7 separate regions of the Mus musculus genome follow, and all the other regions are linked to region 3. The links are chromatin loops, found by intact Hi-C in ENCODE. Cell type or tissue: heart. All regions are shown on one strand. Region 1 overlaps Ankrd36 (ankyrin repeat domain 36). Region 2 has its middle 15 kb from the start of Mrps24. Region 3 holds the start of Gm11963 (predicted gene 11963). Region 4 holds the start of Ccdc117 (coiled-coil domain containing 117). Region 5 holds the start of Mrps24 (mitochondrial ribosomal protein S24). Region 6 holds the start of Dbnl (drebrin-like). Region 7 overlaps Ube2d-ps (ubiquitin-conjugating enzyme E2D, pseudogene).

Region 1 (4,000 bases), 140 kb after region 3:
TTGGGTGCTTGATACATCAGAGTTGTTGTGCGTGTGCTCTCAGCAAAGCTTGCCATACTTCTTGAAGCTGCATCTCAACAGGGAAGACTTAGAAACCCGTCGCATTTGCAGCTCTTCAAACATAGCATTAGAATTTTCTTCTAATGTTAATTTGGTTTTGCATGTAAGGTGTCACCGTTATGGAAGTAAACAATCTTAGTTCACCTACTATTCAATTACTCATTCTCAGAGACTAAATGTCAGTAAGCATCAGTATTTAAAGGATGGTGAAATAAATGTTCTTGTAGTATTGAAAATTACCCAGCACATATCAGTGAGGATCAGTCTAGTAGCAGTGACAGTGTTGTCTTCTGGGTCCTAGATTCTTCTGGAAGGACTGAAGTAAATGAGGGATTTATATTTATTATTATTTTTTTTACATTTATTTATTGTCCGTGTGGGAGCATGTCCATGTCTCAGCATCCCATGAAGATAAGATCAGAAACCAACTTGGAGGAGTTGTTTGTCTCTTTCCACCATGTAGATTCTGGGGGTTGTACCCAGGCTTTGGTGGAAGCCCTTTTACTCACTGAGAGGCATCTCACCAGCCCTAAACTAGTTTTACTTGTTAATTTTGCTTGTATGGTTCTTGTGTATCTAAACGCATACTATGAAAAGCCAAATGGTACGCATTAAGTCTTTTTGTTTGTTTGTTCCTGCCCTATGACTTCTAAGGACGAGGATAGGTTAGAGAGGCATCTTCTGGCACCCAAGGCGTCCCAGCATCAAGCCAAGCAGACGAGCCCTCCACCTGTACAACTTCAAGAAAGATCTCAGGGGCCAGAGATGGACACGGCTTCTGATGAGGAAGATACGTCTGGACTTTCAAAATCCGCTAAGGGCCAAATACTTGGGGGAAAGTTGACATTAGGAGAAAACCCGGAGGGTAAAGAAACTGTACAGTGTGTCATTAACAAGCCAACGCAGAAGGGTGACGAGATCTATGAAGATGTTAACGCTAATGTTTACCTCAAGGAAGAGCGACCACCTGATGTCTCAGGAAAAACTCACCTGACGTCGGACCCCACTACCCTGGCCTACAATATGTTTGATTGTGGCGACAGAGATGTGAGCGCTGCGCTGGTCTCTGTAACACTGCAGACCTCTCCCAGACAGGAGGAAGGTGGCCTTGGAAATGCCTTTCCATCTCCCTCGTCCTCTCAGGACGTGGACTACAGTGGCCAGTCACTTACTAAGTTTCCCTTAATGAGAAATAAATTAGACTGTGAAAATAACGCATCTGAATTGGGAGAATCTTTTCACAAAAGAAAAGAGAAATCTTCTAAAAACATTGAAAGCAGAAAGGTAAAAGGTAAGTGCCCAGAAGTACGTATGGGTGAAAAGCAAGAAGGCCATGAGTTCAAGAGCCAGTCGCAAAAAACTATGAAACCAAAACGCACCGACTGGCAGTTAGATATCAGACACATGCTGAAGTCCAGTGATGCCAACAGGCTTTCAAACGCCAAAGAAAGGAGTCACGTGACCGAAGTAAAAAGTTGGGGTGATTCTGCCCTTGCAAGCGACATGTACAGGAAAAGTAAAGGCACACAGGACCTGTTCCTGAAGCCACTGCCCTGCAAGGGCAATTTTGAAGCCCCAGCGCGCACCTTGGGAACCGCCAGTGATGCGCCCCCTGGTGGCCCAACAACTAGAGCTTTCGCGGATGAAGAACTGCGAGGCAGGCTATCCGACAGTGAGTTCAGGATATTGGAGGAAGAGATCCTGGCCTGGGAGAAAGTCCACCTTGAAAGCGAGGTAGTTGTTCTTTTGCTGTCATGAGTTGCATGCCTGTTGCCTGTTGTCTTTTCCCCTAAGCAAATAGAGGTGTGTTTGCATGAGATTGTGTAGCCTTGTAGACTACTCTATTTCCTAAGCAAAGGAACGTAACACCGTGGCCTCCGCTTCTTAAACCACCCTAGGTATGTCATTTGAGATACTAGGAAGGAAGTGTGTGAATTCAGGACCTGGCATTTTGTAGACTTTTAGTAAGTAACTGCTCTTAACATTCCTTCTTCTCCAAACTTGAAATACTGTGTGGTTTTATGAAATGAAGAGATAATCCCATGGCAGATCTAATATTTGCATGGTGGTCTTTTTTGCTTTTTTAGATTTACTTTTATTCTAAGTATGTGTTTTGCCTGCATGCATGTCTGTAACTGGACTTAGAGAAGATTGTGAGCCAGCACATGGGTGCTGGGAATCGAACCTGGGTCCTCTGGAAGAACAGCCATCCCACCAACCCCTCTCAGTACTTTTCTTACTACTTTCACATTTTAGTCAACCACCTCCCATCAGTGATTTCCCACTTTATATCTAGATTGTCGAAACTCTTGTTTACCAAAATGAGAGTCCTACCATCCCATGCCCATGTTCACCAAGATGTAGTCATGGCAAATATGGAGCTTTGCAACAAAAGTAGGGCCGTGGGAAACATTTTGGGCATTTTCTGGGCATGGCTGCACACACTAGTAACCTCAGCATTGGCAGGGATGAGGCAGGTGTGCACACGATGACAACGCCAACCCTGTAAGTTGTGTTGGAAGTCAGTCTGAGTGACACAGGCAATATACATATACATTTTCATTTAAAGTATTTTATATAGTTGTTTAACTTTAGTGCAAAATACAGAATCAAAGGCAGACATCCTGAAGTGTAGTTCCTTGTTGAGATAGGTGTGCCATCCAGTTTTGGTTAATATATTTGATGGCCAGAGACCCTACAAACTCTATACAAAGTTTGGTCACCATATGAAGAAAAGATATTGGCTTGATCCAGAAATTACACAAAAGATCCTCTATAGACATGTTCAGAAACTTAACATTTTACTTAATTTCAAAACAGTGGCTTTCCAAATAGGAATTTCATTAAGTTACTAACTTTTAAGTCTTTAGGTCTGGTTAATTTTAGTGTATGACATTTTTGTTTCTAGGATTTTTTTTTAATGGCAAAGTAAAAAATAAAGAAATGATGAGTAGGAAAACTTCAGATATCATATTATGAAATACTTGGGAAATGTTTACAGACTAATTATGGGTATTGATTTTTTTCAGAGTGTCTCTGAGAATCTGCTAAACAAGTGTGAGGGGATTATATCTGATGCCACAGATCAACAAGGGCGATATCTAGATATGGAACAGGCAACAGGTAAGGGTGAGCCATCCTGAAAGTCACTGGGACTAGCAGGCACTGACTGAATGGTAAACATGTGCCCTATAGCCAAAGAAATGAACTAACTAAATGCAAGGAGAAAAGGAATGGACAAGAAAAGTGGGATCCAGGTGTCTGTCATTCCAGGACAAGAGGAGAATGCCTCTGAATGCTCCTTGGGACTTCCATGGCCTTTAATCCCAGCACTTGGGAGGCAGAGACAGGCAGATCTCTGAGTTCAAGGCCAGCCTGGTCTACAGAGTGAGTTCCAGGACAGCCAGGCCCAGGGCTATACAGAGAAACCCTGTCTCGAGATCACTTGACAGGGAATGCCTTGACCACTGAGCCATCTTTCTGCTCTCACCTCACCCCCCAACTCCTGCACTTGATCTATTGAGACCTCGTCCCCTCACCCTACCCCTAATCCTGGAGTTTATCAGTTACCTTCCCTAGCTGGCCAGCAGGCTCCTCCAGGGACCTGTGCCTTCCTCCATCCACTGTGCTACAATTGCAGATTTGTGCAGCCATACTCAGCTTTTAAGTGGGTGCGAGGATTTGAACTCAGGTCCTTTATGCTTGCTTGTCAGGAATTTTACTGAGCTATCATCTCCGGACTCAAATGTTAGTAAATAACTTGACTTCTCTTGTTGGAGATAGAGTACACTTGCTGATAGAATATAGGGGGCACATAGGAAGGACATCAGTTTACCTGTGTAGTCATCGCCACTGAGGACCTGGCTGCAGCAAAGAAGGGAACTTGTCACAAAATGAACACAAATGCTTCTGATGAGAGCAAGAGGGTATTACACATAAA
Region 2 (4,000 bases), 210 kb after region 3:
ATGTCTCAGGTGTATAGGTGTCAGTGTATCGATGTAGGCATATAGGAGTAGGCGTATGCTTTTCACAACCTACCTTAATAAGGGTTACCTTAATAAGGGTTCAACCTCCCCTCTAGGCCACCACCCACCAGACTTAGTGGAAAAGAAAGGCTATTAGGATACAGGGGAAATGGACCTATCTAGTGAACCTGTTTAGAAACAGTTCTTTGGAGCAAATTCAATCTGCATTATTCTTAGTCCAGTCCACCAGCAAACACCAAACACAAATCAGCAGCTGCATTCCAGTGCACTCTGCAAAGACCACACACAAATCAACAATGGCAGTTCAATTCAGAAGACACCTCAAGGCTGGCCAATCTGCCTAAGTCCTCAGAAACAGCAAGAAGCCACAGAAACCTCACAAGAAGTTCTTTAGTGAGTGTCTCTTTATGATGCCACCACAGCTAAGCAGTGAAATATAAGATGAGCCAATATGAGCCTATACTCAACAAAGACTTCCGAGGCAAAGCAAAGCAAACCGATACTCAAGCTGCCACTGTCTGTGGGGTCATAATTATATTCTTTCTAAACATCTGGCCTCTGTTCCTGTTTGCTTTAGCAAAGCATCCTTTTACCTGCGTGCCCCGGCAAAACATCATTTAACACAAGTGACTGTACAAAGAAACTAGAAGTTTCCTCTTCAGGTCAGTGTGAAGGGATGTGTAGACCTACAGGAAAAGCATGCATGCCCCACCCTCAGTGGCTTTAGTACTGTCACAGAACGGGCTCAGGAACCACTATCATTCTCTCTGATCACCAAATCAGCCCATTTCCTCCTCTCCCTAGAGGCTGCCATTCTAAAACAAATGCTCACTCAGTGTCAAACGCTAACTTTATCCCAGTTTCAGGTGGACTGTGCAGATACTTGAAGGGTTTAGGCTCCAGTTGTTGTTGTTGTTTGTTTGTTTGTTTGTTTGTTTTGTCTGTCCTGGCACAGCTGATTACTGTCATCCCCTAACAGTCTCAGGGAAGTCTGGTAACAACCGATTTTCCTGGTGGCTCCTGGGGCAAGTTATTCAGCAGAAAGCCAGCCAACTGCAGAAACCTCTAGGGAACCAGGAAAGGTGATTCCCCCATTCCAGAACCTGGAGTACCAGTCTTGCTGCGACCACTTGGAACGTCACTGTCATGTGGAGCCTGCTGTGGCTGTCATCTTTACGATTTCCTTCTCTTTTATTTAGAGTGTGAGTGTTTTGCCCATACAGATGTTTGAGCACTGTCTCTGTGCCTGGTGCCTGTGGAGGTCAGGGGAGGGTTCCTTGTCCCTTGGATCTAGAAGTGGGGTTGCAGATAGTGGTGAGCCTCCATGTGAGTTCTGGGAATTGCTCTTTACCCTTCAAGCCATCTCTCCAGCCCCAAGAGATATAGTTTTAACTCAGAACACAGCCATGTCCCTCAGAGTCCAGTAGCTCTCTATTGTTAATAGAGGTCTGCTAAAGCTGCAGTTTGCTTTTCCAGAAGAGCAGTAGCGCCACCTATAGTTGCTCAGAACCGTCCAGGCATGTGGGCCTGGGTACCAGATGTTTTCCATGGATATCTCTGTCCAGGCCTGATGCGAGGGTTCCAGAGAAGGAAAGCAAGTGCAGGCAGGGAGACGAAGTCTCTGCCGCGCCTTCCAGGTCTCATGGTAACTCTGAGCTGCTCTGAACTGAGTCGGGTGGGGCTGGGCCCATGAGAGTGAGGACCTCAGGTGGCTCTCTGGGAGAGAAGATCTCTCTTTCCATGTGTTACAGCTCTTGGAACAAAAGACTCAGATGAAGGAGTAGTTCTCGCACACCTTTAATTCCCTGGATAAGATTTATATACAGTTTTAGGGGTGATTCAGGGTTCGACAGCAGGTATCTATCACTGGCTTGAACTGAGAGTTTGGGGGGAACATTATTTGCATGTGAGAAGGCTTGGTGCTGTTAGCTACATGACTGATAGCCACACACCTCTCCTGGGGGTGGGGTGGGACTGTGGGGGCGGTAACTTTGACAGGAGCCAGGGATCCTGGAGACAAGATCAAACGCCCATGTAGGTGGAAATCACCACCCACCGGATCCCACCCGGGTTCAAGACCTCAGCTCAACTGGAGACCAGGGTGTTTGTGTGCAGCCCACTGCCCCACACAGGCAGCTCATTTGGAAACTGGGAATAGAGACTTCCTGGGCAGAGCCTGATGAAATCCTGTAAATCCTGTGGTGACAGCATCTGGGGAGAATGAGAGGGTAACAGGGTCTCCCCGGGGAGCGACATGGCTAAAAACCCAAAACAGTGAGGCCCTAGATGGCTCTGCTGATTCTGCTGATTCAGAAATGCTCCCATAAGTGAGGCAGTTAGTTTTACCACTCACTTCCCACTGCCTATAACCCCGTTCCAGGGGTCGACGCTTCTTCAGGCACCTGCACATAGACTAGCCACATACAAACATATTCATAATTAAAATAGAATCTTACAATTATTTTTTAAGCATGAACTCACCAAGTCCTGCCAGTACTTCCATAATTCATCCAAGTTAGTGGAGGAACGCTCTGCCTTGATCTGCAATGATCAAAAACCATTTGAATAAACCCCGTGAGCAACAATAGCATCCCTGGAGACCCAAGTTTGTCAGTAGGGCATTGTGGGAGCTGAAGAGCCCTAGTGAGAAGTCCTGAGCCAGTGTGTATGTGAGTTGGGGACAATGCCACAGCCATGGAATTCTTGGGCTTCCTGACTGAAAACTAGAAAAAAAAAATCAAGTATACAATTGGACACCATGGGCAGTTGAGTGGATTTCTAGGCATGAGAGGTTACTGCAGAATTTGGACATGTCGTTAAACATGTCCTTCTGAAAGTTTACATCTGTCCCAGAGATCAGAGATATCAGCATGGGTCAGAGAAGCTGGGTTGTATGTATTTTGCAGCACTCAGCAGAGGCTGCAGAGACTGGTCACAGCTGGTCAAAACTGGTCAAAGTTCTGGAATAAACGATGGGTAAAAACTTAGCCATAAATGGAGCATCTGCTCCTCTCCCTCCGAGGCTTAGAGAAAAGAAGAACAGAAGGGAAGACGCCGATCCCAGCACAGAGCTTGGGCTGACTGTTGCACTCCTAAACCCGCGGAACTGACGGCTGAGCCTAAACACCATCATGGGAAGAAGTAGGGGCCTGTGGGATCCTATTCCTCCCTGAGGATTTATACACCATTAACGGTTGATGGAAGGACAAACATCTTCAGCACTGTGGACAATGGTAAGGCACCCATATTCCCATGGGGAAAAAACTCTGAAGAGAGGGCTGCCTGGCAAAGAATGTTAACTGCTCTTTCAAGAGGACCCAGGTTCAATTCCCAGCACCCGCGTGGCAGCTCACAATCACTTCTAACTCCAGTTCCAGGGAATCCAAAACCCTCCCCTGGCCTCTGTGGGAACTGAAAACTCATATGGTACAGTGTTAGATCTGCCCAACCTAGGCATATAGCTTATAATTATAATAATTGGATTGTGTATTTTTATTGGGGTTGGAAATTACAACAGTGCACAGACATGCATAGAGGCAAAAACACCCATACGCTTAAAATAAAAAACAATATAAAACAGAGCCAGGCAGTGGTAGTACACGCCTTTAATCACAGCACTCGGGAGGCAGAGGTAGAGGCAGGCAGATTTCTGAGTTCGAGACCAGCCTGGTCTACAGAGTGAGTTCCAGGACTACACAGAGAAACCCTGTGTAATGGTTTGTATATTCTTGGACCAGGGAGTGGCACCATCTGCACCTGTGACCTGGTTGGAATAGGTGTGTCACTGTGGGTGTGGGCTTAAGACTCTCAACCCAGTTGCCTGGAAGTCAGTCTTCCAATAGCAGCCTTTGGATGAAGACATAGAACTCTTAGCTCTGCCTGTGCCATGCCTGCTTGGAGACTGCCATGCTCCCACCTTTGTTGTATGCCGGTCTGCAATTTACAAGGACTGGGTACACCTGGGAGGTAGGCTGGGGAT
Region 3 (4,000 bases):
ACTACCACCACAGAAACAACAAACCAACCAACGAAATCACACAGCAGTCCTTCAAGACAAGACAAGACAAAACAAAACAAAACAAAAAACAACCAAAACCATTATGGTGATTCTAGAACCTGGAGAGTAGAGGCAGGAGGGTCAGAAGTTCAAAGCCATCCTCAACTATATCTGAAATTTGAGAGCAGTCTGAACTACATGAGATCCTGTTTCAAAAAAAAGTAACATGCTACATTTTACATTATAGGTATTCTACCATGATCTAAATATATGTGATATATATATATATTAGCAAACAGTTTGGTTTTATTCCTAGAAACTTTTAAATGTAAGATGCTACTAGAAGATTTCTGAACATCATAAAGTAAAATGGTTTTTATTTATTTACTAGTCTTGTGGAGACAGGGTCTCATTGTATATGCCTGCCTGGACTTGAACTTGCAGAGATGCTCCTGTCTCTGCCTCCAGAATGCTGGAATTTAAGGGCGTTTACTACAACACCCAGAAAGATGGTTGTCTTTTTAAAAATTGCTTAGTGTGTGTATTTGCGTGTGTGCATGTGCATGCGTGCACACATGTGCTTGCTAGCCTGTCAGCTTCTGGGTGAGACTCTGATCTCTACCTTCTCTCTCACACTGCAGGCATGCTGCTACATGTAGCTTTTAACTATGTGGGTTCCTGAGATCAAACTCAGGCCATCTGACTTGGTGGGCAGCATCCTTACCTACTAAGGCATCTCACTGGCCATATGGAATAACCTACATAGCTGCCTCAAATATGGCAGAGAGTGCCACAGTGCCCAGTGCCACAGTGCCGAGTGCCACAGTGTCGAGTGCCACAGTGCCAAGTGCCACAGTGCCGAGTGCCACAGTGCCGAGTGCCACAGTGCCGAGTGCCACAGTGCCGAGTGCCACAGTGTCGAGTGCCACAGTGCCAAGTGCCACAGTGCCGAGTGCCACGGTGTTTGCAGGGCTGCAGGGGCTGATGGGCAAGTGAAAGGGCCAATTTTGTTGGTGTGTGGCTTTGAGGTAGTGAAGGATGCGCGTCCATTTTCACATGTGTCTGATAGCACTCGACACCTAACACTGCCCTCAGCCCCATCCTTCACCGCTGCCTCTGGCTGGAAGAACCCAGAGAGTCCCAGCTTCATGTAGGTCACCATCCGGTCCACGATCTGCCAGTCTTGTAAGTCTGAAATCCTCCATACAGCGCATTCTTGATAGGGAGATGGGTTTCAGTTGGGCGACATTGGTGACTCTGTCCCCAGGCTGGAAGGCAGTTTTCTCTCTTTGCTACCTTGCTTAAAACAGCCACATAGTTTATCTCAGAGTTACCTCTGCAAGAGTTAAGTGTCCTTTATGATCTGCAGTTTAAGATTTAAATAAATAAATAAATAAATAAATAAATAAATAAATAAAACATATAAGTAAGATTCGTGGGCTGGCGATGTGGCTCAGTGGTTAGGAGCACCTTCTGCTTTTAACAGAGGACCTAAATTCAGTTCCCAGTACCCATGATTGGTGACTCACAGCTACCTGTAACTCCAGCTCCAAGAGATTCAATACCTTGGTCTTCATGAAGAATCATGTACGCATACCTATACATAGACACACATGGTTACACATAATTAAAGATTAAAAATGTCACAAAATGGCTCCAGATGGGTGTGAGCAAACCATTTTGGGAACCCTTGTATTTGCAGTGAGCACGAGTGGCCACTAGATGGCTCTGCAGCTCTTTGTGGTACCTTTGTCAAGCGCCTTGGCTCAATGATTCCCCAGGGGCCAATCCACGAGAAGGGAGGAAATACAGAGCAATGTGGGACACTTAAAAAAAAAAAAAAAAAAAAAAAAACAACCCCCCCCCAAAAAAAACAAAAAACGAACAAACAAACAAAAAAAACACAACTGAAGGCAATCCTACATCCAGAGACACTGTCTCCTGAGTGGCTATCGGCAGGTGAGACGCTCATTCCCCAGCAAACATCTTGCTTGGCACAATTGATCCTCGATGCACACCCTCTCTGCACCCCACTTTCTGTTTGTTTCAAACTTTATGAACCATGTACTCTCAAAGTCCAAGATCAGCGAGGTTAGGCTTTCCACTGATACTTGTATTTTCTCCCGAGTGAACCGGAAGAGGAAATGAGCACCTCTCTCAAAGGCAGGGAGACTCTCCTGCCTGGCCGTGCTGGCTAGGGAACAGGCACGGGCAGCCGGGCACTGGCAGCCTGCCCCCGTGGGGGGTGGGGATGAGTCTGAAGTCTGAATGAGGAAATCCAGAGACAGTGGGTTTTGAACAAGCGTCATGATGGAGGCCAAGGAGGGGCAAGCAATGGGGGATCAAGGACCAAGAGCGCTTTGTGAGGTACCGCTGCCATCTCAAACTCCAACGAGTATCAGGAAAAGAGCCTGGCCCAGGAGTTAAAGACTGTGGGGGTGGGGTGGCTGTGAGGGGTTGGGGGGATTTGGGGGTAGAGACATGGGGTGGGGGAAATTGGCTCCCCCAAGGCTCATTTCCCTGCTTCCTCTCTCTGGGTGCTCTGAGTCCTAAAATTACCCCAAGTTTTTCTCAGTGGGAGACAGGCATGCAAAACAGCTCAGTAGGCATGTGATCTGATTATTTTAATTCTAGCCTTCCATTTTCAAACTGTATATATATATATATATATATATATATATATGCATACCTGTATTTGTTTTATTCTTTAAGGTAATTTTCCAAGCTTACAACAAACCCCAGCTTGCTGTGCTAGGGCGATAGCATAGCACATACATGGCCTAGGCTCAGTCTATAGCACTGAACAGCAAGCAAACCCAGCCTCCTATTCCTCCCTTCCCTTGGGCTTTACATAAAACAAAACAAAACAAAACAAAACAAAACAAAACAAAACAAACAACAACAAAACCTGTGTATGAGTGTTTTGCCGGCATGTATGTGTGCCCATCACATTTGTGTGTGGTGCCCATGGAGGCTGAAAGACAGGCACTGGATCTGGAGTTAACAGCCTGCTGATTTACCGTGTGGATGATAGAAACCGGACCTGGGTTCTCTGCAAGAGCTCCCTGTGCTCTTAGCTGCTGAGCCATGCATGTCTCCAGCCCCATCCCTCCCCTCAGTCTTATTCCACAAAAGGAACCTCCTTGCTGTTATTTTATGCATTTAAATAAGTATATGCTATAAAATAATACACTGCTATCCATTCACATTTTTTTTTCTTTCTTTTTTTTTTGTTTTTGAGACAGGGTTTCTCTGTATAACCCTGGCTGTCCTGGAACTCACTCTGTAGATCAAGCTGGCCTCGAACTCAGAAATCTGCCTGCCTCTGCCTCTGCCTCCCGAGTGCTGGGACTAAAGTGCCACTGCCGCCTGGCCACATTTGTTTTTTTAGTCTCTCTATGCATTACCTATCTATTCAAGATCTCATTCCGTGACCCTGGCTGGACTAAAATCTGTGGCGATCCTCCTGTCTCACCCCCTGAGTGCTAGGATTACAAGTATCTACTATGCACCCAGCTTTTATTGTTTTATGTTGATATTTCAAGTCTGGATTTGATTGAGTTCCAGTTTTAAGCCAATTCCACTGCCCTTCATTCTCTCAGTGTATTTTGTATCACAAGTGTTTACTGCATTTATTTATCAATGAGTGTGTGTGTGTGAGTGTGTGTGTGTGTGTGTGTGTGTGAGTGTGTGCGTGTGCGTGTGCGTGTGTGTGTGTGTGTGTGTGTGTGTAATGTGTGCCGCAGAACACTTGTGGCGGCCAGAGGACAACTTTTGAGAATCGGTTTGCTCCTTCCATCCTGTGTCTTGGGGATTGAATTCAAGTTGCCAGGCTTGGCAGCAAACACCTCTGGCTTATATGCTACTACCCTAAGGAAGTCAGTTCTGCTTGTGCCTTGTGAGTTCTTGGTTGTTGGTGTAATGTGTAGTATATGGCTAAAATATTTTCTTTTCTCCTCTCCCTTCTCCTCCTTCTCCCCCTCCCTCCCCCTCCCCTCCC
Region 4 (4,000 bases), 57 kb after region 3:
GAATGGGGTTGTAACTGCCTAGCGTGATCACCCTAGGTGACCCTTAGCACAGGAAAAGCAGGAAAGCAAGACGATTCAATGAGTAAGGACACTTGCCCCTAAACTGACAACTTGAATCTGATCCTGGAACCCACATGGTGGGAGAGAGCCAATTTCCAAATGCTGTCCTCTAACTTCCACATACTCATCTGGAATTTGTATAATAGTAATGGTCAAGAAAAAAAAGAAAAGGCAGGTATTGAGGCCTGGTAGCATGTGGGCCTTTATAATCTGAACATGCAGAGGCAAACAGATCTAATAAGTTTGAGGACAGCCCTGGTTAGACACGGCTCCACAGACAGGCGATCTTAACAAAAACCAACAGGTAGACCTTGTATATACTCATTTGGAATAAGCTACTCCAAAGCATTGCAGAGTGACCAGGTATCTGGCTACAAAATTTGTAAGTTTCTGGACTCTTCCTAAGGAGAAAGAGAACAGGTTACATGGTTACTACCTCCGCGGAGAACACCAACCCTTCCAATACAGAGCCTAGGATTTTCTTTTTGTTTTGGTTTAATACTTTTGTGTCTGAAATGACAGTTTAAAATGCATGCGCATTTTCCTCTACCTGCCCGCCACTCAGTTTCTGCCCCTAAAAGGCAAACAATGTCAGCAGTTTAAAGAGATACATGTGCTTCACCGTTTTCACTTCAAATAGGATACACGTGTTAAACTAACCGCGACCACAAAGAGGACAAATTGGTCTGGATACTTACTCATCATCCTCCGCCAACCGCTTGTGTTTCTTTCTACAGTGAATGGAAACACTGTTGGAACAAACAAAAACAAACCAGTCACTCACGACTGGAACGTAAATGTAACGTTTCTGCACCATGTATTTGTCGCCTCACTCATCCGGATCTCCCGCCACAAATTGAACATTCCTTCCTTGGCCGTGATAGACCCACACAGGTCCCAGGTGATCACGATTTGCCAGGGGCTCCGAATAAAATAACCTCAGACAAGAAAATCTGAAGTTGTCACTTCTGTCGGGGCAGTGACAGTTGAGCACTCGCTCCAAACCCATTTCTGCCCCCAACATTGCCGATGAGGGACCCAAGTGTCCCAGAGGCATTCAAAGTTGTCCCGGCCGGCAGCCGGCGGCCGCGCGTGTGGAGGGAAGCGTCCAGGCCGAAGAACCCTCGAGGGTCGCCCGCCCTGCGCCCCGGGACTCACGGTTAACGTCCCGAGAGGTTAACGGGCCCGCCCCGCCTGCTCACCGTCCGCGCGCTGTTCTCCCGCCCGGGCTGCTCGGCGCGCCGCGGACACCGGGCCGCGGGGCCAGGTCATGGCCGGCGGCTCCTGGCGGGAAGGCCCGGCCCGCGAAGGCCGGTGGCGGCTGCAGGAAGTCCGCGCTGCCGCTCAGAGGGAGGCCGCTGAAGGGCCGGCCGAGGGCTGCCATGGCTTTCCAGACGAGGCTGCGTCCGCGACCCCAGTCGTTCGTTTTCCCAGACTCCGCAGTGGCCGCCACCAACGCTACCCACGATTACCTGCCTCTGAGCCCTCTTCGGCCCCCCAACCTCACGCCTTCTAGAACCCTCCACTCCGGACCGCCCAGAGACACGTCGGGATTTGTTGTGTATAGAGGGCCGCTGTCGTGAGGCATGCCGGGAGTTGTGGTCCTTAAGGACTACAGGCAAGATGGCCGGGGGTGTACCGGACGAATTGCAGGAGGTCAGGTCGCCCTCACCCGGCCAGAATGACAGACACCCAATCCCTATACAGAACGTTTGAGCTGGGCGTGGTGGATTCCCAGCTCTTATCAGGTGGAGGCAGGATAATCAGACACATTCAAAGCCAGACTTTGACTAAGTAGCATGGTCTAGGCTAGCCTAGTCTACGTGGGACCCAGTCCAAAATAAAAAGTTACACGTTTCTGTTTCTTCTGTAGTAAACAGGATAAGAAAAAATGTTTTCAGAGTTGAAGTGAGTAGTGAATGAATTAAAAATCTAGAGGTGGGGCTGGGCATAGTGGTGCACACATTTAATACCAGCACTTTCTGGGCAGAGGAGGGAAAATCTCTGAATTCTAGGTCAGTCTGGTCTACATAGTGACTTCCAGGCCAGCCACTGTTACGAAACAAAATATAAAAAAAAAAAATGCCTAGGAGTGGGACCTGACAGCTGGAGTTATTATTCTAGAATCTATGGTGAAAGGAAAACCAACTCTAGAAACTTGTTCTTGAACTTCCTTTCGTGGGGTGGGGGTGGGGACTGGCTTGGTTTTGTTCCCTGGTTACACATGCACTCTCATGCACACATATAACAATAACAAATAGAAAATTAAAAGCTAATAAAACTCCGAGAGGGAAGTGCAGCTGAGTGGTAGGGTGCATGTACTCCACCACAATATTTATACATGAAGCAGGTGGATGTGTGGCACATACTTCCAGTCAATCCCAGCTATAGGGAGGTTGAAGCAAGAGAATGGTTGAGTTCAGCCTTAACAACAAAACAGGATGTCAAGGCTTAGAAAACTCTACATGTGTGTACTTGTAATGCTATCTTTCAATTGTTTCTGTGTTTTATCATAAATGAAATTTTTGATGTATTGGATCCCATGGACAATTACTAAAACCCCCAGAGATTGGGAGAGCAATTGGAGGGGAAAAGCAGAAGTTCAGCCTTGTATATCCAAAGATGGTTAATAATGTCCCCTGCTTAGGTTGGACCAATGGAGTGGAGGATTGATTGGTCAGTCCTACCACTGATCATCCCCCATTTTTTTCTGCCTTAAAGAATGATCCCATCACTCATCACTGAGTGGCTTATACCATTGTCAATGCCATTTAGCCAAAGATTTATCAAGGACACACCAGTAACTGAACTAGAGTGGACTTAAGGAAGTGAGTTAGTGTCTTAGCCTGGGGGAGTTGAGTTAGTGATAAATGATTTGGAGGAAGTAAAGTTCATAAAGGCAACTTTGTATGAGCAGGTCGGGTGGCATAAACCTGTAATCCCAGCATTTGGAAGGTTGAGGCAGGAGGATTTTAAAAATGGAAGGGCAGCCTCAGCTAAGAAGGACATGAAATGGATGTGTGAGACCCTATCTCCAAAACGAACAAAACAGCACCTTTGACTGGAATGAATTGTTAGGAATTTAGGATAATTCTGTGACTCAAATAATTCGAGACACATAGGAAATTTCCTCTTTTTATCTACTTTAGTAGAAGTCTCTGAGCTTAGAAAGGATTCTCTTAGCAGACCAGTGAAGGCATGAGATAGGATATGAGGACTAATTTAGGAAACTATTTCTACTGTCCTACCACACGTTGTGGCTGCTACATGCTAGGAAGTTACCAGTTTGGGGAAGGTACAAGATAGGAAATGAGACATGACTATCCCTTCTACATGTCTGTGTCCTGACACAATTATCAAGTGGCTTGCTTTCATCTTGAATTTGAGGTAACAGAATAATGTTGTTTGAGGACCACCTGCAGAATTCTTCAGGACAACTCTGGGGCTGCCCTAATAGTATCATTATCTAACTCGGGTCCAGAAGTCCATCGCCCAAAAAAAAAACAACGTCTGAGAGCTAAGTTTTAGGGGCGAAGAAATGCTTTATGCAGTGGCCAACCATACAGTCACTGTGCGTTGAGTCCTATCCATACTCTCCAAACATCACGTGTCCTCCCACTGGTCTTGCCTCGGCAAAATACGGTGTGAGTCTGTATCACGTGACACTACCAGGACCTTCCACCTCAGCCAAAGAATGGAGAATTGCCCATACACCAACTTCCCTGCTCTAAGACTACTACCACAATTTTTGAGCCAAATTTGAAGCAGCCTTTATTAAATAGTGTTCAGGAACTTGGATACTGGCCAGGTCCATACCCAAGACCTATGTGTAACTTTAATTTTTTCAAACCTTATTTTTAATGATGGTTTTTAAACACTTTAACCTTTGTTGCCCACCACCCACCTATCAGAGGTAGTAGGATGCCGCAGACCCTCTGGG
Region 5 (4,000 bases), 220 kb after region 3:
ATCTGTAATGAGATCTGATGCCCTCTTCTGGTGTGTCTGAAGACAGCTCCAGTGTATTCATATAAATAAAAAAAATAAACAAATAAAAATAAAAATTGAAAAAAAAAGGAAAGATTAACAAAATTTTCTCCGTACGCAGGTCAGTCTTCTTGAGCTCACAGACACTGGACAGCATCCCAGGACCACACAAAGTGCCATGTCCCCAACACAAAGGCACAGTAATGATTGAAATACGGCTCTGAACTTCCAAAAGGGCACATTTTACAATATAAGCTTGTTCTACCTCGGCTGGGGGCCTTGTTCTGCCCACCTCCCTGAGTGACCTTGAATGACTTGGAGGTTACAGATAAATTTTAATCATACATTGTAAGCATATGCAAGGGTTGAGGGGTTGAGCAGACAGCAGGGTGGGTATAGTGTCTGCCCTGCAAACCTGAGACGGACCTGAACCTGGAGGCCCAGAGCTCAGGACAGTGGTAACAGCATCTGCAACCCCCACGCTCCCACCGTGAGATGCAGCCAGAGGCAGGACAGTCTCCAGACCTTTGTATGCCAACTACCCTGGCACACAAAGGTGGTGACAAGAAAGAGACCCTGCTTCAAACAAGATGAAGGCAAGGACTGGCCTAAGGCGGTCATACACGGACACCTGCACTCACACGTGAGCATGCACATACAAATGTGGATAGACAATTTATTGTCCGGGAGTCAAAACTCCAGCATCACTGAAAGATAAACAGGCAGGTGACAGGTGCACACCTATACTCGCAGCACTGAGAAAAATGAGGCTGGCGTGTGAGAGTTCCAGCGCAGCCTGAGGTACACTGCCACACTCTCTTAAAGATGGTTCAGCAGGCAAGGGTGCTTGCTTGATCCCTGGGGCCCCATATGGTAGGAGAGGGCTGACTCAGACAAACTGAACACATCCATACATATACACACACAACATGCATACTGAAATGGAAATGAACAAGAAAAATACAAAATAGGAAGTAGGGGGAGAAAAAAAAAGCCTAAAAATACGGGTTCTGTGAGCCATGAAGACTGTAGCACATTCCTGCAGTTTTGTACTTGGGTGAACACCGCATTACATAGGGCACACTCTTCCAGGTCTAGGATCCTATGTAGACTTCACTACCGCATCGCCTCCGGGCTATTACACATCTGTAAATTATGGCTTGCCAAAAAAGCACTGTCAAACCTTGTTTGTAAGCATGCAAATACTGTTCTATGGAGGCTCAAATGAGACTTTAGCAAGAAATATTCAAATTCCTTTCAATATGCAAGAATTCCTTTCTTTCACCATCCTAATATGCCCATCACTCATATGTTCTGTTGTCGGTAACATGTACAGTGTGTGTGCAGGCTTGCTCCCTTGACAGACGCATGGAGAAGACCAGGGGTTAACAGCCAATGTTTTTCCTCTATCACTATTTGCTGCTCGTTTATTTTCTAGCAAAACAGCTGCTCTTCCAAGACTGGCTGGCCAGTGACCCCCAAGAACCAAATATCTCCTTCACCCTCACACCCCTTGAGCTGTGGCACCAAGTGCTCATTTAGGAGCTAGGCTGCACCCTCATGCTAGAGCGGCACAGCATTTAGCAATCTTTCCAGTCCCCTAACTAAATGTGACAGGGTCTCAGTAAGTAACCTTACCTGGCCTTAAACTCAAGATCGGCCTCCCGAGCGCGTTCGCCGTCACGCCCGGCCTCCCACCCAAAAGTTCGGCTCTTTGCCTTGAAGAGTACGTTCAAGAGTGACCCGTGCCACCAGGGTGGCAGTCCTTCCCAGGCGCCCTCACCTGTGTGCAGCGACAGCCAGCCCTTTCGGTGTGCGATGTAGTGCGGGGCGTGCGCCTCCTCGTAGCTCACCGGCTTGTTCCCCTTGGCCACGCGGACTCGCGCCGCCCGATTCTAGGAGCGAAGGTGCGGTCACGGGGAGACCCAGCCCAGCCGCCCTCGCGGCCCCCAGACCCGGCCGCCGCACTCACCTTGGCGCAGACCGCGGAGGTGTGCAGGGTGCGCCAGGCGCCAGGCAGCTCCCGGCTGCAGGCCAGCACCTGCGGAGAGGCGGGGAGTGAGCGGACACCGGATGGCGCCCCAGCCCTCCCGCCCGCGGCCCACTCACCCGCTGCCCTAGCCCGCGCACCGACGCGGACCACGCCATCTTGGGCCGGCGCGACCCGGGACGCGTCAGTGCGCAGCCGCAGGAAGGCGGGGCCTCAGAGCAGGAACTAACGGGAACACGGGCGGGGGCGGGGCGTGGCGAGGGAGAGGGCGTGGCGTGGGTCGGAGTGTGGGACGTCCTGCAATTTTCCTGATACTGTCAGCTAGTCCTTGGTCGGACCTGGTGTTGGGTTTTAAATGCGAAAATTTGGTGATATAAAACTGAGGTGTGGGGCTGGTGAGATGGCTCAGTGGGTTAGAGCACCCGACTGCTCTTCCGAAGGTCCAGAGTTCAAATCCCAGCAACCACATGGTGGCTCACAACCATCCCTAACGAGATCTGACTCCCTCTTCTGGAGTGTCTGAAGACAGCTACAATGTACTTACATATAATAAATAAATAAATCTTTAAAAAAAAAAAAAAAAAAAAAAAAAAAAAACAAAACTGAGGTGTAGCTGGACATGGTGGCGCACGCCTTTAATCCCCGCACTCGGGTGGCCGAGGCAGGTGGGTCTCTGAATTCCAGCCTAGTCCGGTCTACAAAGCGAGTTCCTGGAGAGTCTGAGTTACAGAGAGAAACCCGTTCTGGCAAAACAGAACAAACAAACAAAAGCCATGAAGTTTTTATCCTCATAGAGAGGTGGTAGAAACAGCTTCAATGTCCTCTAGAGAATTGAAGAGAAAACGCGCCGGCCCTCAGGCCCCGCTGTTCCGTGCTTGTGCTCCTACCTGAGACCGCGTACTCTCCAGGAATATCCAATATGACAGCGTCAGCCTCCTTTGGGCTGGGAATAGTCATTTGCCTTCATGCTGAGCAGATCCCAGAAAAGGGGTTGCTGGGTTGGCTCCTAATCATTTAAAGTAAAGAGGCAGTGTGTTGAGGGTCTATTTCTGCGGTGGAGCCACCCAAGGAAGAAAATTTTAAATGGCAAGGAAATTTATGAGGCTAGAGCAATGTCGTTGTAATTATTATTGAGTAATTATTAATGGCAAGGGGGGAATAGAATCGTGAAGAACTCACTCTACTAAAGAAAGCACATGGACTCTAGAGTCTGACTCTCATTATAACAAAATATTGAATGAAGGGATTTTTTGTTTTGCTTTGGTTTTTTGTTTTGGGGGACTGTTTTGTTTTGTTTGTTTTTGTTTTTGAGACAAGGGCTCTCTGTGTAACAAATTCTGGACTCAATTTATAGACCAGGCTGGCCTCAAAGTCACAAAGATCCACCTTTTCTGCCTCTGAAGTGCTGGGATGAGGGGTGTGCCACCACACCTGGCTGGGAACTCCTTCAAAGCATCCATGGGAGTGGACACTTACACTCTAATGTCAGTGCTTGGAAGGCAGAGGCAGATGGATCTTTTATCAGTTCAAGGTCTACATATGGAGCTCCAGGCTCCAAGGCTACAGAGTAAATAAACCCTGTCTCAAAATAAAAGACCATGACCAGGAACTAACTGGTCATTCTTAGAAATAAGTCAACTCCTAGACAAATGCGTACAGGTTCTCTGGATAAAATTGTCATTCTTCCCTTGTTCACGGAGAGGGCGTTGCTTTGGAAATAACCCCAGTGCTTCCTGCCTGCGGCAGGCAATACTGTTTTCAAGACAAGATCTGATGGATCCCAAACTGACCTAGAAGTGTACCACAAACTAACTTTGAACTCCTGATGCTCTGATCTGCTGAGGTATGTGCCACCTTGTCTGCCATAGGTCATCAGTCTTTCTCCACTCGTGTCTTGGCTAGATTTGCTTTGATTTTGCACTTACCAAGAGGCAAACCTGTTATATTTGTACAGTTGAGCGCTGGTTCCATTATCCATTATGTAGACATGAA
Region 6 (4,000 bases), 300 kb after region 3:
CAGTAAGAGACCTGCCTCTAAGGAATAGGGTGGATAATGAAAGAGCAGGATACTTGACACTGTCCTCTGGCCTCCAACAGCACAGTAGTATGCATCTACCCTGGCCCATGTGCATATACCACACACATAATAACCTCTCTTGGAAGATTTGGGCTTGCTAGATGGAGCTGAAGTTTCTTCTTGTTTTTGTTTGTTTTCGGAACAGGGTTTCTCTGTATAGTTCTGGCTGTCCCTGGAACTCACCCTGTAGACCAGGCTGGCCTTAAACTCAGAAATCCAACTGCTTCTGCCTCCCAAATGCTGGGACTAAAGGCGTGCGCCACCACTGCCCAGCCAGAAGTTTCTTTTTTAATACTTTTTTGAGAGAGGGACTCACTTATAGCCAGTAATCCACTATGTAGACCAGGCTGGACTCAAACTCAGAGATCTATCTGCCTTTGCTTCCCAGGTTCAGGGATTGAAGTCATGTGCCACCACACCCATCTTATTTTTATATTGTGTGATTGTTTAAGTGCACCATGGCCATACCTAGTCCCAGCAGAGACTAGATGAGGGCTAGGGCTGGAGTTACAGAGGGTTGTGAGCTGCCACATAGGTGCTAGGAATCAATCCTGGATCCCCTGGAAGAGCAGTCAGTGCTCTTAACCACCAAGCCATCTCTCCAGCCCCTCCACCCCTTTTTTTGTCTTTGAGATAGGCTGGAACTCAACTATGTAGACCAGGCTTGCCTCTGCCTCCCCAGTGCTGAGATTAAATACACGAACAACACTTCCAGCCCCATTCTTGCAACATTTTAAATGTAACTTCGACCCCCACTGTTCTAGTTTCATTTCTGTTGCTGTGATAAAATGCCCTAGCTAAAAGCAGTTTAGAGAAGTAAGGGTTCGTTTTAGTTTACGACAACAGAGTATGGTCTCTCATAGGGACGTTCAGGCAACTGTCTGGAAATAGAAGTGAAGCACAAAGCAGGTTCTCTTCATTACCCCACTATCACATCAAATATTTCATTTTACTTTATTTAGAAGATCTAGGCAATGCCCAGGCCGGGCTAGAACTCAAGCTTCTGCCTCTGCCAGTTGCGCGCTAGGATCACAGGCTTGTACCTCTACGCCTAACACAGCAGATTCATGTTTTTTTCCTTTTCTTCTTTGGTTTTTCCAAACAGGGCTTCTCTGCCTAGCCCTCGCCATCCTGGAACTTGCGCTGTACACCGGGCTAGGCTGGGGTTGAAGGCGTAGCCATCATGTCCGACTATCAGATGAAATTTCCGAGGCGCCTGCGCGCATACAGCTTGCTCTTAAACAAAATACATTAACTAATGAGAGACGAACCAGCGTGAAGCTCTAAATCGAGCCCACGCCCTGCAGATGCGGACGAACGAGGACCTACGGGCAGGCCCGCCTCTCGTGGATCTTCATTCACCAGCACCCCGCCTCAACTTTACCCTCAGCCTAGCTCGCCTTCTCTCCACTTCCGCTTCCGGCCTCTTGGGCGCGGCTTCTGCACGTCAGAGGCGAGGCTTCCGGCCTCCGGGGCGGGGCTTCCGGCCGTCACTGGAGGCCGGCAGAAAGCTGAAGCTGCTGCATCGCGGGGACCGTGGGGCGTGCCATGGCGGTGAACCTGAGCCGGAACGGGCCGGCGCTGCAGGAGGCCTACGTGCGCGTAGTCACCGAGAAATCCCCGACCGACTGGTAGGCAGCAAGGCGGGGCCGGAGAGGCGCCAGAGCGGGAAGGTGGAGGTCGCGGCGTAGCCGTAGTATTGCAGGATCACCTGTCCACCTTCCTGAAGCCTAGCGAGATGCTACCCCACCCTCGCCACCGCCGTCCCCCCGGCGAGTACCCCCGGGCCTCTCCCCTGCCACCTAGTGGTCGGTCGGCTCTGCCCTGAAGATCTCTGCCTGGTTGTGCTTTCTGCTTTCCGCCAGGCTCTGCGTTTCTGGGACCTCACTGGACAAAGGGGTCCCGCGCAGTTCCCCAACTCCCTGGAAGGCGGAAACCACGTCTTCTAAACCCTGAGTTCAGGAAGAGACCTTGAAAGCGGCGTGAGCAGTGGGTTGAGGTCATGAGCTCACACAGGGCTCAGTCAAGGATGTCACAGGTCTGGGTCCCTGATTCTGGGACTGAAAATGGGATCCTGTCACCTGTTTGAGAAAAGGCTCCATCCTTCCTTCACCACCCCAGGAGCCATTACAGTACTGTGAACTAGATCTGAAGTTTCTGGAGTGGCCCTGCTGAGCCCTCTTAGGTTTCTGCTACATGCATACCAGTCTATAGTAATTCTCTTTCACTTTCCGTTTACTTAACATGCTTCCGTTAGCCAGTTTTTAGTGCTTCAGTTTCTCAGACATCTGATGAGTATGGCAGGTGGACAAATTCTGGGGAACACAAACTGGACTTTGGAGTTCTGGTGGGGCCACCACTACCCTGTGGTCAGCACTGAGGGGCGCTATACTGAGTTTGCCTGTGTTGAGTCTTCCCTGGAGACTTCCCCTATTGCAGAACTCTGGCCAATCATCTCTTCTGTTCTACTGTGTTGTCTCTCCTCTTTATCTTTTGGCCCTCTAGTCGTCTCAGAACCATCACTGTTTGGGGAATACCTCACAACCTAGCTAGCAGTGCCCTTCACCCATGCTTATAACTCTTCACTGACCTTGCTTGCTTTGCTTGCTTGCTTGCTTTTGAGACTGTGTAGCTCTGGCTGGCCTGGAACTCACTGTGTAGACCAGGTTGGCCACGATCTCACCTGTGTCTGTCTCCCGAGCACACATTGAGCCTCCTACTAGAATCATCTGCTCCACCTTGGTCTGACATTGTCCTGCCTCATCCACCCATTGTTCCTTCTGAGGGTGCAGATCTTGCTCTTTCCCCATACACTGTTCATCTGCCCCAGCAGCCATGCTACTGCCCAGCTTCCTACAGTACTGTATGCAGACGGTGCTGCCACTCCAGTTGAACGAGCCTCTGGCCTCCACCCTCACTGTCACAGCCATTTCAGTAGTCACTCAGCAAGATTTTTGTGGCAGGTCCCCACTCGCTAGCTGAGAGAATATCTGGGCCATCTTAACTTCCCTGCCCATAAATGCAGTGTCTTCCTGTTGCACTTTAGTAAAGCCCAGACTCTTACCCTGTCTGCCCTGGTTCCTGTTGCCCCTCCTGCTTACTACTCTGGCCACACCTGTTGACCACCCTTGTACCAAAGTCTTTCTCTTCCTCAAAACTGCAAGCTAGTTCCTCATCAAACAGAACCTCTGATCTTGCTGCTTCCCCTGCATGGAACATACATATACATCATCTTGATTGCTTCTTGTCCTTTATGTCTCTATGCTAGGGTTGTCTTCTCAGAGAGTCCTCCTAAATTCCTAGTACATGGGCCACATGCATGCCTTCAGAGGCCAGAAAAGACTGTGGAGTTCCCTGAGACTAAAGTGATAGTCACTTTGTCCTCTCTCCTAGTTTCATTTCTTTGTGATACAAATAAGAAACATGCTGGGAACCCTCATGGACTCTGTGTGTGTGTGTGTGTGTGTGTGTGTGTGTGTGTGTGTGTGTGTGTGTTTGTGTGTGTGTGTGTGCTTTTTCTCTTCCCTAACATGGTCAGGTAGACCCTTGTGCCTAGCTGTCATATGTTTTGATGGATGGATTAAGCCATGCAGAAAAAGAGACTGTCAAAAAGAGGTAGTCTTCAATTTGGTAGCCAAAAAAGGTCACACACACAGAGCTGGTACCGTGACACTGTAGACCAGAGCCATAGCTTTAGTTTCTCTCATCTATAATCTAGCTTCAGCCTCCTCCCTGAAGAGCCTGGCATGACCTGTGCTTATCTGGTTCCTATTACACTCTGTGTACACTGTACATTAGCATCAGGTGTAGGGAAGTTAAGCTCCATGGGTCGGACCTTTTAGGAATTGTTCATAGCTGCAGTCCAGTCAGCATACACGTACCAGGCGTTGTTCACACTGATTTAAAAGAAGAGGTGAGAGTTCTATTGAAGGTAAGAAAA
Region 7 (4,000 bases), 290 kb after region 3:
GTCCTGACTTCCTTTGGTGATGAACAGCAATGTAGAAGAGAAAGCTGAATAAACCCTTTCCTCCCCAACTTGCTTCTTGGTCATGATGTTTTGTCCAGGAATAGAAACCCTGACTAAGACACCATGTAATTTTGGGAGCCGAATTAACAAAATAGCATTAGAACCAGTCCACAACAACCTGGGGCTAGGTGTATTGTTGGGAGGCCTGTCTGCGTGCGGGTTATCTTGTTCTTGACATGGCTCTTCACATCAGGGCTTCCCACACTCGGTTGAGCTTACCTTCCCATAAATTGAATACAGAGACATGCCAAAAAAGACACTCAAGCAGTGGCTGGCACCAAGAGCCAGGTGGCAGTGGGTATTTCTCTAATGAGCAGGCACTGTGTAAGTTCAAGTAGGGAGGCGACTACAATGGACATCTTAAGAGAGCAGGAAATTCCTGTGGGGAGAGGAGGCCCAGGTGTTACAGCTGAGAGTGGGGTCTGCAGTGGGGTCTGCATAACCACTATGTGGGCATCAGGTAAGGAACTTGGCAGAGGCAACTTGAGAACCAATTAAAGTTGGCCTCTACCTCCATACATGTTTTGTGTTTATTATTATTATTATTAATTGTTATTATATTGCAAAAGGTAGTGAGATAGCTTATGCGTGTAATCCCAACTTTGGAAGGCAGATCCAGAAAGATCAGGAGTCCAAGGCCAGCCTGGGCTATATGAGACCCTGCCTCAAAAAACCTCAAAAGTCCTAATACAGCTCTGTGCTCCCAGGATTTAGAAGCTTTAGACAGGAGGATCTCAAGCTCGAGACCAGCTTAGGCTGCATAGGAAAAACCTGTCTCAAAACACAAGGCCAGCACGGCGGCACACACCATACACTACACAAGGCCAGCACGGCGGCACACACCATACACTACACAAGGCCAGCACGGCGGCACACACCATACACTACACAAGGCCAGCACGGCGGCACACACCATACACTACACAAGGCCAGCACGGCGGCACACACCATACACTACACAAGGCCAGCACGGCGGCACACACCATACACTACACAAGGCCAGCACGGCGGCACACACTATACAGTTGGGGGGGTTGTTTTGGTTTTCCAAGACAGGGTTTCTCTGTGTAGCCCTGGCTGACCTGGAACTCACTTTGTAGACCAGGCTGGCCTCGAACTCAGAAATCCACCTGCCTCTGCCTCCCAAGTGCTGGGATTAAAGGCATGTGCCACCACCGCCCAGCCGGTGTGGTTCTTAAAAGAGTAAAGGGTTTACCTTTAAAGAAAATGTATCAGTGTTTAGACAAGGATTTTTCTGACCCTAGGAGAAATTGGACAAGACTGTGTGGTTGTTATAAAAGTCACTGAAACAGATAACAGCTGAAGTTTTGAAGTCAGGCCCTGCCTGAGAAAACCATGAGGTAGAAGATCCTCAGATCCGCATTGAGATCTGCACTCACACTGCCCTTGCACACTCTTTTTAAGTATATTTTAGGACTCATTGGTAGAGTTGGTAGGAGGACTGAAGGGAGACCTGATTTGAGAATCAGGTTCCTTAGACAGTTAAAATACACGTGTCCTTGGTGTGGAGAATCATTCATGGGCTCCATATCAACTCTGGTATCAGCTTAGTCTCGTGGGGAGATGTGTATTCAGCCTAGATAGGGCAGCTGTGGCAAACAAACACAAGAATGACACTTCCCAAGGCTAGCGTGGTGAGCAGTGAGCTCAGCTGGGATTACTGAAAGGAACAGAAGTTAGCTCTGGAAGAACAGGTAACATAGGGGTGGCTATACAATCAACAAATGATCTCTCCCAGGCTGCAGTGATGGCTCGGTGGTTAAGAGCATTTGCCTCTCTTCCAGAGGACCCACACAGCACCTCACAACCATCTATAACTCCAGTTTGTGGGTTTCAGACTCCCTCTTCTGACCTCTGTGGGCACTGCACACACATGGTGCCTGCAGGCAAAATGCTTGTGCACAGAAAATAAAAATGAATAAATCTTTAAATCAATTTTCTTGGGGGCTGGAAAGGTGGCTCAGCAGTTAAGAGCACTGACTGTTCTTCCAAAAGTTCCGAGTTCAATTCCCAGCAACCTCATGACAGCTCACAACCATTTGCTATGAGATCTGATGCTCTCTTCAGATGTGTCTGAGAAGACAGCAACAGTGTACTTTCATATATAAAATAACTCATACAAAAAGAAAGAAAAAATGAGTTTTCTACCCTTTCCCAGCAGCCCTCCTTCTGGGCCACCCACTGGCAGAGTTACCCTTCCTCCCCTCCACAAGGGCCTGTCGGGAGGCCCCAGGCCGTGGAGTTCTCAAGTGTAAAATCACAGATGCTCAGTTTCCAGCTGGCAATGGCTATGCCGTTCTCTGCAGCATGCATATAGATGTTACCAGGGCACATCAGCATGTTCCCCACGAGAGAGCTCAGACCCACGGAGATCGTATTAAGGCATGATGTGTGAGCTGGTTGTGGTGGGGAACAGCCGTAGCACTCAGGAAGCTGGTGCAAGATGTAAAGTTATATGCCTGCTCAGGATTCCTCGAGTTGTAGGTCAGCCTGGGCGACACAGACGCTGCCTAAACGTGTGGGAGAGGCCAATACTAAGCATGTGACAGATGCTCTTGTCCAAGCACTACCCAGGCCTGGCCCTGTTTACAGTCAGATCAGGCAGGTTCAAGGTACTGTGTGTGGCCTAAGACTGGAAGGTGAACTCTGGAGAAGAGAATCTTAAAGGGGTGGGGCCTAGGATTACCTGTTAATGGTACATCTTAGTACAACAAATACAACAAAATGTCTATGCTTGGTGGTCAGCCAAAACCAATGATGGCTGAAATAAAAATTTTCATCTGGACACAGTGGCACACATCTTTAATCCCAGCGCTTGGAAGGCAGAGGCAGGCAGATCTCAGTGAATTTGAGGCTAACCTGGTCTGCATAGTGAGTTCCAGGACAGCCAGACCTACATAATGAGACCCTGTCTCATAAAAGCAAACAAAAAAAATTTGGGGGGTTTTGGGTTTTTTTGTTTTGTTTTTCCCATCTAAGCCACCCAGACTAAAGTAGTTAAGCAAAGAGTGAGTGGTGAATTTTATGTGGCTGTTTCTTATGCTGACTGCTTCTTCATTGTAACCATAATTAGAGTTGGGTTTTTTTTCATAGATATTTGGGCTTCTGGGTTCATTCTCCCACTCTGCTTGTTAGTCACGGCATACTGCATTGGGAGGTTGGCATCAGTCCGCCATGTTCAAAGTGAAAATGCAGTAAGAAATGGGTCTGGGTGCTTCTACTTCCCGTAAGGCTGCCTGCCTGTGTGTGCCCCGTTAGAAACTGCGCTGGGTACACTGCCAACACAGCTCAGCAGGAGCTACTTCCTCCTCACTTGGATTATTTTCCAGATCTCCCTGTGGCTTATCTGACTTCATGTCTTGTTTTTACAGGTTGCTTTCACTACCAGAATCTATCACCCTAATATCAACAGCAATGGCAGCATTTGCCTGGACATCCTGAGGTCACAGTGGTCCCCAGCACTGACTGTGTCTAAAGGTAGAGACACTGGCATGGACTGAGCATGCTGGTCTACTGGTCCCCCTTGCTGACTAGTGGACACGGAAGCTGAGGAAGAACAGATGGCTTCCCCAGATCACATAGCCCTGCCCAGTCCTGTGACTCCCTCATTCTCCATGCTGTAAGGCGATGAGGGCATTGCGAAGCACAGTTCCCATGCCAGTAATTCTCAGCCATCAGCTGTTCTGTGATGCTCCGAACTGTCACCTGGGTACAAGAAGATAGCATCAACTTTACTTGCATTTTCACCTAAAAGTCGGAAAGCAAATATGAAACTTTTTTTCATCTGCAGACCAGCAGACTGTGAGTCATCTCTGAAAGGTCAAATACATGGCCTGGGCTCTAGTGTGTAAAGACATTTTCCTTTCCCAAAACAAGTTATAATGAGCTTATTGGTGGACGGCATTAAGAATTCAAGCTG

Evidence for each region. A loop is a pair of places that touch in the nucleus more often than their neighbours do. Peaks named below come from ENCODE experiments on the same cell type or tissue, not always from the same donor. Only the 100,000 strongest peaks of a DNase experiment are listed, where the experiment ranks them.
Region 1: it touches region 3 in a loop (10-fold over the local background); 37 of 42 quality-filtered maps call a loop at or near these places.
Region 2: it touches region 3 in a loop (8-fold over the local background); 22 of 42 quality-filtered maps call a loop at or near these places.
Region 4: a loop joins it to region 3, with 6 times the contacts of the local background. A loop is called at or near these places in 6 of 42 quality-filtered maps.
Region 5: it touches region 3 in a loop (2.4-fold over the local background); 19 of 42 quality-filtered maps call a loop at or near these places.
Region 6: it touches region 3 in a loop (2.8-fold over the local background); 13 of 42 quality-filtered maps call a loop at or near these places.
Region 7: a loop joins it to region 3, with 4 times the contacts of the local background. A loop is called at or near these places in 14 of 42 quality-filtered maps.

Annotation. Positions count from the first base shown.
Region 1 is chr11:5,627,613-5,631,612 of GRCm38, forward strand. It overlaps Ankrd36 (ankyrin repeat domain 36), which reads left to right. Exons shown (of 27, transcript NM_023816.3): 16 at 715-1,794; 17 at 3,090-3,183. Among named protein-coding and RNA genes, the nearest start is that of Ankrd36, 60 kb to the left of the region's middle. In heart, a CTCF peak has its summit at 1,674 (motif pointing left); no DNase peak of the experiment used is centred here; H3K27me3 peaks cover 437 bases.
Region 2 is chr11:5,690,441-5,694,440 of GRCm38, forward strand. No RefSeq gene overlaps it. Among named protein-coding and RNA genes, the nearest start is that of Mrps24, 15 kb to the right of the region's middle. In heart, a CTCF peak has its summit at 1,521; no DNase peak of the experiment used is centred here.
Region 3 is chr11:5,483,722-5,487,721 of GRCm38, forward strand. Gm11963 (predicted gene 11963) reads left to right here and starts at 2,159. Exons shown (of 3, transcript NR_166837.1): 1 at 2,159-2,367. In heart, a CTCF peak has its summit at 1,702 (motif pointing right); DNase peaks (open chromatin) are centred at 1,740 and 2,200; H3K4me3 peaks cover 800 bases; H3K27ac peaks cover 645 bases.
Region 4 is chr11:5,540,615-5,544,614 of GRCm38, forward strand. It overlaps Ccdc117 (coiled-coil domain containing 117), which reads right to left and starts at 1,603. Exons shown (of 5, transcript NM_134033.2): 1 at 1,263-1,603; 2 at 759-809. The coding sequence starts at 1,444. In heart, a CTCF peak has its summit at 1,730; a DNase peak (open chromatin) is centred at 1,657; H3K4me3 peaks cover 1,964 bases; H3K27ac peaks cover 1,624 bases.
Region 5 is chr11:5,705,497-5,709,496 of GRCm38, forward strand. It overlaps Mrps24 (mitochondrial ribosomal protein S24), which reads right to left and starts at 2,205. Exons shown (of 4, transcript NM_026080.3): 1 at 2,128-2,205; 2 at 1,991-2,059; 3 at 1,802-1,913. The coding sequence starts at 2,166. In heart, no CTCF peak of the experiment used is centred here; a DNase peak (open chromatin) is centred at 2,205; H3K4me3 peaks cover 1,510 bases; H3K27ac peaks cover 965 bases.
Region 6 is chr11:5,786,952-5,790,951 of GRCm38, forward strand. It overlaps Dbnl (drebrin-like), which reads left to right and starts at 1,532. Exons shown (of 13, transcript NM_001146309.1): 1 at 1,532-1,691. The coding sequence starts at 1,609. In heart, a CTCF peak has its summit at 1,860 (motif pointing left); a DNase peak (open chromatin) is centred at 1,510; H3K4me3 peaks cover 2,502 bases; H3K27ac peaks cover 2,413 bases.
Region 7 is chr11:5,776,754-5,780,753 of GRCm38, forward strand. It overlaps Ube2d-ps (ubiquitin-conjugating enzyme E2D, pseudogene), which reads left to right. Exons shown (of 7, transcript NR_015577.1): 5 at 3,453-3,882. Among named protein-coding and RNA genes, the nearest start is that of Dbnl, 9.7 kb to the right of the region's middle. In heart, a CTCF peak has its summit at 1,927; no DNase peak of the experiment used is centred here.